Linked DNA regions of Homo sapiens: region 2 is linked to region 1. The links are chromatin contacts, found by Hi-C or POLR2A ChIA-PET in ENCODE. All regions are on one chromosome and are shown on one strand. The core of a region is the stretch at or near the end of the contact, and the rest is flanking DNA. Distances in the headings are between cores, read along the strand shown.

Evidence for each region. A loop is a pair of places that touch in the nucleus more often than their neighbours do. ChIA-PET counts read pairs that join two places held with the same protein, here RNA polymerase II (POLR2A). Pooled maps may share reads with other maps.
Region 2: a loop to region 1 is called in a pooled map, with 2.8 times the contacts of the local background. The contact joins the enhancer-like site here to the promoter of PRMT9 in region 1. A Hi-C loop is called at or near these places in 1 of 37 single-sample maps with no recorded cell type and 4 of 50 pooled maps. POLR2A ChIA-PET finds 5 or more read pairs at or near these places in 1 of 52 experiments (HEK293T).

What each region holds. Positions count from the first base shown.
Region 1 is chr4:147,682,016-147,686,623 of GRCh38, forward strand. PRMT9 (protein arginine methyltransferase 9) reads right to left here and starts at 2,148. Exons shown (of 12, transcript NM_138364.4): 1 at 1,784-2,148. The coding sequence starts at 1,972.
Region 2 is chr4:148,212,787-148,217,394 of GRCh38, forward strand. The region is part of intron 3 of NR3C2 (nuclear receptor subfamily 3 group C member 2); the gene reads right to left. Among named protein-coding and RNA genes, the nearest start is that of NR3C2, 230 kb to the right of the region's middle. Within about 2 kb of position 1,930, at least 11 of the 41 ENCODE cell types and tissues checked have a DNase peak (open chromatin) inside an H3K27ac peak, as active enhancers do.

The DNA.
Region 1 (4,608 bases), core at 898-3,397:
TTCTTTTTGAGATGGAGTCATACACTGTCGCCCAGGCTGGAGTGCAATGGCACAATCTGGACTTACTGCAACCTCCGCCTCCCGAGTTCAAGCAATTCTTCTGCGTCAGCCTCCTGAGTAGCTGGGACTACAGGCACATGCCACCACGCCCAGCTAATTTTTTATTTTTATTTTTTTTTCTGAGACAGAGTTTCGCTCTTGTTGCCCAGGCTGGAGCGCAATGGCGTGATCTCGGCTCACCACAACCTCTGCCTCCCAGGTTCAAGCAATTCTCCTGCCTCAGCCTCTCGAGTAGCTGTGATTACAGGCATGCACCACCACGCCCAGCTAATTTTGTACTTTTAGTAGAGACGGGGTTTCTCCATGTTGAGGCTGGTCTCGAACTACTGACCTCAGGTGATCCACCCGTCTCTGCCTCCCAAAGTGCTGGGATTACAGGCGTGAGCCACCGCGCCCGGCCTAATTTTTTAATTTTTAGTAGAGACAGGTTTTCACCATATTGGCCAGGCTGGTCTCAAACTCCTGACCTTGTGATCCACCCGCCTCCGCCTCCCAAAGTGCTGGGATTACAGGCCTGAGCCAGCACACCCAGTCTAAATATACTTTTAATACCCAGTAAACATTTTTAAGAGAGGCTGCGTCCCTGTTTCACAGAAGAGGAAACTAAGAAACAAGTAACTGAGGAAAGATCACTTGAGTTGATCCATTTTTCTATTGCTGCCTACCAAGAGAAGCAAACTGTATCTCAACATATCATCTCCTCCTCAAGTAGGACAGCTGGTCCTGAAATTTACACTAAGTTTACATGAACTACAAACATCTAGACGCTACTGACATTTAGTGGGTAGAGATCAAGGATGCTGCCAAACATACTGCAATGCACAGGACACCTCCCCTCCCCCATAACAAAGAATTATCCCATTCAAAATGTCAATAGTGCTGAGGTTGACAAACCCTCAGTCTAAATGAAGCAAAGTAATTGCAATTTTAAGTTAAATCATTTTTCGTAATTTAGATTCTAAAAGTACTTCAAAAAAGAACAGCATTTCAACAGAGTAATTGTTGCAAATAATCCAATAATTGAAGTTTAAAGAACGCATCATTAAATGATAATCACTTTAGGCTAATTACACACTTTATTCAACTAGAGGCCCACTATATTCCTACTACACACAATATAACAAATCCAAAAGCCCTCAAGCCAGGGCATGCTTAAATTAGATATAAGGAGAAGAGGATCACGTGAGACCTCATTTCCAATTCGAGGGCCTTTAAAATTTTAAACGAGATGAAAGTTTTGAAACTGAGAAATGACAACATTTGACTTTTGTTGCAAAAAGCTAGCTATGTTGACACAGACTGCAGGAGAGAGCTCAGTTGAGAGCCGACTGCAACAGCCGGCAGATGACTGAAGCTCGAACCAGGGTAGTAAAGGGGAAGATGGTGAGAACTGGTAAGATTCTGGACATATTTCGAAGGTGAAGACGGCAGGATTTTCCTCTGGGCTGGTCGTAGGTGTGAATAAACGAAAGATGTCAAGGTTGAACAGTAAACATTAATAGCAAACACCCAACCAAGCACCCTAGCCCCTCCGCCTTTTTTCTTTTCTTTTTTTTTACGAGGACGTTGGATCGGCCAGCAAGTGAGAAAAAAGGGCCCTAAATATTAACAGCAACCACCCACCCAGGCACCCTAGCCCCTCCGCTTTTTTTTTTTTCTGTTTTTTTTTTTTTTTTTACGAGGACGTTGGATCTGCCAGCAAGTGAGAAAAAAGGACCCTCACCTTCACGTCGTGTTTCAGCTCCGGCGCCAGGCTGAGCACGAGGAGGTAGTGGGCATAGGCAGTGCCGAAGTCCTGGACGCCCAGACAGTGCTCTGCGCTCTGCAAGGACCGCGACACCAGCTCGTCCCGGCCGGCTGCCCCAGCGCCACCCCCGGCGTCTCGGCGGGACCTGGGCCGCGAGTTCGACATGGCAGTCACCACTTGTATGGCCAAAGGGAAGATATTTTGTAAACGTAATTAGAAAACTCTCTCGATGCTACACTTCCAGGGACCAGACAACTGCTCAAAAAACAGCACAGCAAAGTTACCCTCCGCCGCGGGTGAACTCGCCAACCCCAGCCCAGGCGGAAGCTCCGCCCCGTCCTGGCCCCGCGGGCGGCGCAGACCGTGACGCATACCCCACTATTGCGCACCTGGCCAGCGGCGCACGCTACGCGAACGTCAGCGCGCCCGACGTGGGCACGTCACTGCTGCCCATTCCCGCAGGAGCGACCACTGTGCGTGAGCATAGGAGAACGTCTGTGGCAGGACCTGTCCGGTCTTGCGCCCTTTTTTTTTCCCGGCTGAAAGCAGAGCTTTCTCTCCCTCTTGCACTCCGGGAGTGTGTGGCTTTCGACTGCAAGACCCTGTTGTACAGACCCAGGCAGCGCGAAGCGCCACCCGCTCATGAGGGACGGTCAAGCATTTGTGATGATGCTTAAGACATTTTGGATCGTGATGCACAAAATTTCAAGACCTGAAAGAACCTGGAGATAACAAAAGCATCTCAGACGTGGTAGAGGAAATGCTTTCACAGGCATTTCAAATCATTCTCACAAAACCTGGCTAGGTGGACCTTTGGATCACACTCGTCTTAATGATGGCAAACGTGGTATCTTGAGAAGTGACTTGCTGGAGGTCACACAACCAGCTAGTGGCATAGGCATGGTTCAAATCCAAGTTCTCTGACCACCTATCTGTTCAGTTATAAGATGAGCTTAGGGGTTATTTCACTGTTCGTGTCTTATCACTGTATAGTGTTTACATTAATACAAAGTTTTTCCACATTCAAGTGTGGCCTCTAAGATACAGATTCGAAACTCAAAGGGAGGGGAGCATAGTTATTACGGCTGAAAAGTTATTTTTGTCCCCATTTTCAAATTCATTAATGGATAATATCTTAAATCGAGCATTTTGCATATCACACTAATACATTTTGAGGGCTCCTCTAATTCTCAAAAACACGTCATGCATTTTTGCCTTCTCTTCTGATCCAATTATCTGAACTACCCTTTTTTCTGAGCACTCGCCTGTGTAAATCCTAATCCGTTTTTCAGGTTCCAGCTCACTACATTGTGAGCTATTCTTAATCACTTTTGTGACCTTTGCACCTAGCGGATTATGATGCAAAGTAAGGACTTTGATTTTTTCTTCTTTCTTTTCTTTCTTTTCTTTTTTTTCTTTTTTTTTTTTTTTTTTTTTTTTTTTTTTTTGAGACAGAGCCTCACTCTGTCGCCAGGCTGGAGTGCAGTGGTGCGATCTCGGCTCACTGCAACCTCTACCTCCCAAGTTCAAGCGATTCTCCTGCCTCAGCCTTCCGAGTAGCTGGGATTACAGGCATGCACCACCACGCCCGGGTAATTTTGTCTTTTTAGTAGAGACAGGGTTTCTCCATGTTGGTCAGGCTGGTCTCAAGCTCCTGACCTCAGGTGATCCGCCCGCCTCAGCCCCCCAAAGTGCTGGGATTACAGGCATGAGCCACTGCACCAGGCCAATTATTTGCATTTTTTCGTGGTTTATCTATAACTTCAAGATTTTCTGTACATAGAATAGGTCATTTGAAAAAATGGAATGACACAAATAACATGGAACATCTGGTCACCTTAAGAAACTGGAATTGGCAACAGCCTTTCATGCTAAAAACTCTCAATAAATTAGGTATTGATGGGATGTATCTCAAAATAATAAGAGCTATTTATGACAGACCCACAGCCAATATCATACTGAATGGGCAAAAACTGGAAGCATTCCCTTTGAAAACTGGCACAAGACAGGGATGCCCTCTCTCACCACTCCTATTCAACATAGTGTTGGAAGTTCTGGCCAGGGCAAACAGGCAGGAGAAAGAAATAAAGGGTATTCAATTAGGAAAAGAGGAAGTCAAATTGTCCCTGTTTGCAGATGACATGATTGTATATTTAGAAAACCCCATCATCTCAGCCCAAAATCTCCTTAAGCTGATAAGCAACTTCAGCAAAGTGTCAGGATACAAAATCAATGTGCAAAAATCACAGGCATTTCTATACACCAATAACAGACAGAGAGCCAAATCATGAGTGAATTCCCATTCACAATTGCTTCAAAAAGAATAAAATACCTAGGAATCCAACTTACAAGGGACGTGAAGGACCTCTTCAAGGAGAATTACAAACCACTGCTCAATGAAATAAGAGAGGACACAAACAAATGGAAGAACATTCCATGCTCATGGATAGGAAGAATCAATATCGTGAAAATGGCCACACCGCCCAAGGTAATTTACAGATTCAGTGCCATCCCCATCAAGCTAACAATAACTTTCTTCACAGAATTTGAAAAAACTACTTTAAAGTTCATATAGAACCAAAAAAGAGCCCGCATTGTCACGACAATCCTAAGCCAAAAGAACAAAGCTGGAGGCATCATGCTACCTGACTTCAAACTATACTATAAGGCTATAGTAACCAAAACAGCAAGGTACTGGTACCAAAACAGAGATATAGACCAATGGTACAGAACAGAGCCATTAGAAACAATACCACACATCTACAACCATCTGATCTTTCACAAACCTGACAAAAACAAGA
Region 2 (4,608 bases), core at 680-3,179, 530 kb after region 1:
ATAAAACAAAAGTAGTTTTATTGTGTGGTTTTAGCCTCTGCCTCTTTATAAGGACCTACTATGTGATAGGCATCGTGTTTATTGTGCAGATGAAGGTTCGTAATAAAAATATTTGCTTGCAAGAAGTTCACAGAACTACATACAATTACCTATGATAAAATGTGTTAAGTGCATTTTAAGGTATAAAAACTGTTAAGAGATCACAGAGGAAGAAGAAATTAATGAGGGAAGGAGAGGAGGACAGAAGATAGTGATCACAAAAGTTTTGTGAAGAGGTCATCTTTCATCTGAACCTTAAAGGAGAAATGCAATTTCTCCAAAGTTGAGAAGGAGAGGAAGGACAATGATGGGTTTTTTTTTTTTTAGACAAGACCACACTTCTCTAGGAGGAGTCACAGCTGCCTCAACACAGTGCCACAGCACACACAGTGCCTTCTACATATGACTCAGGATAGACTGATTAAATAGCTGTACAATAAAATTCAACAAAGTCATGGAAATTCATTTTAAAATCAGTATAATAAAAATCTTAGTAAAGACAATCATACCAGCAAACCCAAGGAAAAGTAGAAATCATTAGACATGGTGTTAAAGTCTAAGGAATGTCAAACAAAAGGTGAGAAACTGACCCCCAATAATGATGGAATTTTTATGTATGTTTAGTGTTACCTAATAACTTACTCACAATTCAGTTTTCTGCTTACATATTTATAGTATTCTGAATTGAATACGTTTATCCCATATGAAATTAAAGCTGAGTATTATTCTGCGGCTGTTCCAAAGGCTATGGTCTTTCACATGTACTCAACCTTTAAGTCAATACAATCTAATAGTTTAAGAAGACATTACATTTCAGACAGCCATTCTGCCTAAAAACACTCTAAATTATTTAAATTGAATTCTGATTAAAGTTAAAATAAAATCTTCTTCAATGGGGCATGCAACGTTCTCAGAACTTTTGCAAATGACAGCTTTGTAATCTGATTCTGTTTCATCCAGTAAAGCCATAAAATGAATACGCCACGAAACTACAGTCACTGTAGCTGTCTATGGAATACTTTACAACTTACATAGTCCCCTTTTTCTTGAGCTCCAAAAGGCAGGGAAAAATGGTGCAAATGGTTCTCCTTGAAGCTTGAATATTAAATACTAACTTGAATTATTGAAAAGAAAGTTTCACTTCTTATGGAAGAAAATACAGGGGTTTTCATTCTAACTAGGACTTACCCCAGGTCACAGAGGTAATGGAGAGATGTCAGACTTTAAATCAGAAGACCTGGGGTTGAAATCAAATTCATCTGCTCACTAGCTATGACTTGGTGCAAGTTACTTTACTTCTTAGGGGTCTATTTCCACTTCTGTGCAATTGTAAAAGTATAGTCTACCTAGCTAGATTATTGAGAAGTGCAGAAGAAACATTTTCAGATGCCAAGGGCAGTGCTTAGCAGAATAGGTTGCTAAATAACTTAGCTATTAATATTGATTCTAAAGTTGGGCCTTAAGCTAAGAAAGATCTCCTGTTTGTCAGTCTACATACCATATTGTCTAGGCAGTTTTTATTGGTGTTTTTGAAGAGTTTTTTTTTTTAAAAAGGAAAACAGAGTAATACAACAACTATGTTATATACCCACTTTCCACAATTTGGGTTGTCTTTTCAACCTAAAAACAAAAATAAAAATTTTCCAAATCATGATCTAGGTCCCCATGAATGCATTTGGCTCCATGACCATTTAGCCATTCAGATGGACAACTGAAAATTACCTATAACTAAGAAAACAGGGAAGAGAAGACTGCTCCTGAGAAGCTACCTGAGCCGCATCTAGGAAATGTGGGATCCAGCATCTTGCCACAGAGCTGAGCCATGAGATGATGAAATGAGTGAGGCAGCAGGAGCCTGCACGCCCTGGCTCAAGGAAAGAGCAGCTGCTACAGCTGCTGCTCAGGGCTTGCCAATGGCTGGCATGCTGGAATGCAGGCTCCGTGTTGCCAGACCTTTCACTACTTCAGGAGAGGCTGGACGTCGAGAGTTTATATGAAATCTCCCCATTTTTAAATATTGGCAAATAATTAAAAACGTTAAAAAAATTATGCAGGCCAAACAAAACATCTTGGCTGGCTTGATTTCAATCTGGAGAAATCAGATTAAGAGCCTTGAAAGGACAAGAGCACCCAGGCATGCAGCCTGGGGCTGCGTGCAGCCTTCAACAAGGGGATGGGGGCCTGGGTAAGGAGTACATTCTCCACCGAAGCCCTACTGGGCAGGATTCTAGCCTTCTATTTCCCTCCGTGTTTGGATTCTTATCTTTATGCCTAAGCATGAAAAACAAATCCTGGAAGCTGGCATTCGGATAAATAACACAAAGTCTGTTCGGGGTATGAAAAGGGAAAACAAGGCATCCAGAATACAGGCATGTCCCTGAATGGTGTTACCCTTATGTCCTTGGGATTCACAGCTAGATGCCTCTGGTGTTTCATAAAGTATCAGGAAAAAAACATTAAAATTGACACTCAGTTCTCTGGAAAACTATTCTAGTTCACTAAACTGCAATGTTATTAAATGCCCTTGAGGCGTTTATCCATGAACTGCTGCTGCATGCTGGTGGTGACTGCTGGGCAAGCTAACAGAAGCTGATCCGGGCTTTCCTTATGAGGAAGCAAATGCTGAGGATAAACAGTATGGAGAGCTGTGGATAAACAGTATGGAGAAGGTGGAGGTAATTCATTAAACTGCATCACAGCAATGCCACACGTGACCAAGGATATGCATTTGTAACACTGAGGTTAAAATAGCTATTGAATTTATGTGCCCTTCAACATACCCTGGAAAGTAACACTGGCACCAAAAACATGAGAACATCAAGTGAAAAGTCTTCCTCATTCTTTTGTCCATTTGAGAAAGGTGACAATTAACCTGTTAGGCTCTGAACACTGCAAAGATCTAGGAGATCTCCAAAGGGGTTAAATAGTAAATATTTTAGGCTTTTTGAGGCATAGTTTTTTTTTTTTTTTTTGAGATGGAGTCTTGTTCTGTCGCCCAGGCCATAGTGCAGTGGCTCGATCTCAGCTCACTGCAAGCCCTGCCTCCTGGGTTCAACCAATTCCCCTGCCTCAGCCTCCTGAGTAGCTGGGACTATAGGCGCCCACCACCACGCCTAGCTATTTTTTTTGTGTGTGTGTGTTTTTAGTAGAGATGGGATTTCACTGCATTAGCCAGGATGGTCGTGATCTCCTGACCTTGTGATTCAACCGCCTTGGCCTCCCAAAGTGTGAGACATAGTTTCTGTCACAACTACTCAACTATGTCATTATAATGGGAAAGCAACCATAGATGATATATAAATGAATGAGTATGGCTCTGTTCCAATAAAACTTTATTTATTAACACTGAAATGTGGATTTCATGTATTTTAACATATCACAAAATATTTTTGACTCCCCACCACCCCCCCAACCATTTAGTTCCCAGTACAAAAATAGTCAGGGGGCCAGATCTGGTCCCTGATCTAGGATAATGACCAAAGAAGAAATAGCATTTCCTGGTCAACTGCCGAAGTCAAAAGTGTGCTTAAGCACTTTATTGGATCATTTAACTAAGATAACAATCCCATGAAACAGTCTTAGCATCTCCATTTTACGTATGAGAACACTGAGGCTGGGAGCAGTGAAGTAACTTGCCTAAGTGTTTGCCGAGAGTAAATGAAAGAGCCAAGATTTGAGCCCAAGCAGACAGGCTCTGGCACCCTTGCTACACTCTGAGGGCCACATGTGCATATAGCAGTTCTTAGCCTTGGCTGGGTATCAGAACCTTACTGGAAACTTTTCAAAATACTTTCAATTTATTAAATCCTTTCAATTTATTAAATCAGACATGGTACCCAGGCATCTTTATACTTAAAAAAGACATTTCCCACAAATGTTTCTGGAGAACAGTTGGGACCTACTATATGCCCAGATCTTTGCTTTGTTGACTAAGTAGTATCAGACATGGTCCTACTGATAAACAACTTATTTATCTTGAATGTCAAATCACCCTGCTATCTGAACATGTTACCTAGCTCATGATCACAACCAGAGGTACGGTCTCCAAAGGTATCAAATTACAGATCAGACCCACAAGCAGCTAAGTCTTAGATGGTGGCCAAAGTCTTTTTTACCAAAGCCACATTTGCTGAAAGCCACCACCACAGAGCTGGGGATAAGCCAAACGTGAACTGAAACTGAAAGTTAAATTATATCAAGAGCAAAAAGTGGCAAGACAGCTAGTAAAGACAATACAAATGACACTTAAGAACTTTATATAGTATGTTTTAACAGAATAAGCATAGATAAACCAACCTGACTTGTGGCAAAGCACTTATTTGCATGACTGCAATGGGTTCCCCGTGGTCAGAGTTCCCCGCTACAGCTCTGGAAAGTATTTAAGTCTCTGGCTGGGAGAAAACTCACCATATGAAGCTTCTGTTGACCTCCCTTGCCAGACCTAACCTAGTGGAAACCACACAGGAAGGCAATCTGTCCAGAGAACTATGCTTCCATTTCAGAATACGAATACAGAAAACTCTTAGGACATGCACAGGAAAAATCTCTCATTTCCCACAGATCCCCACC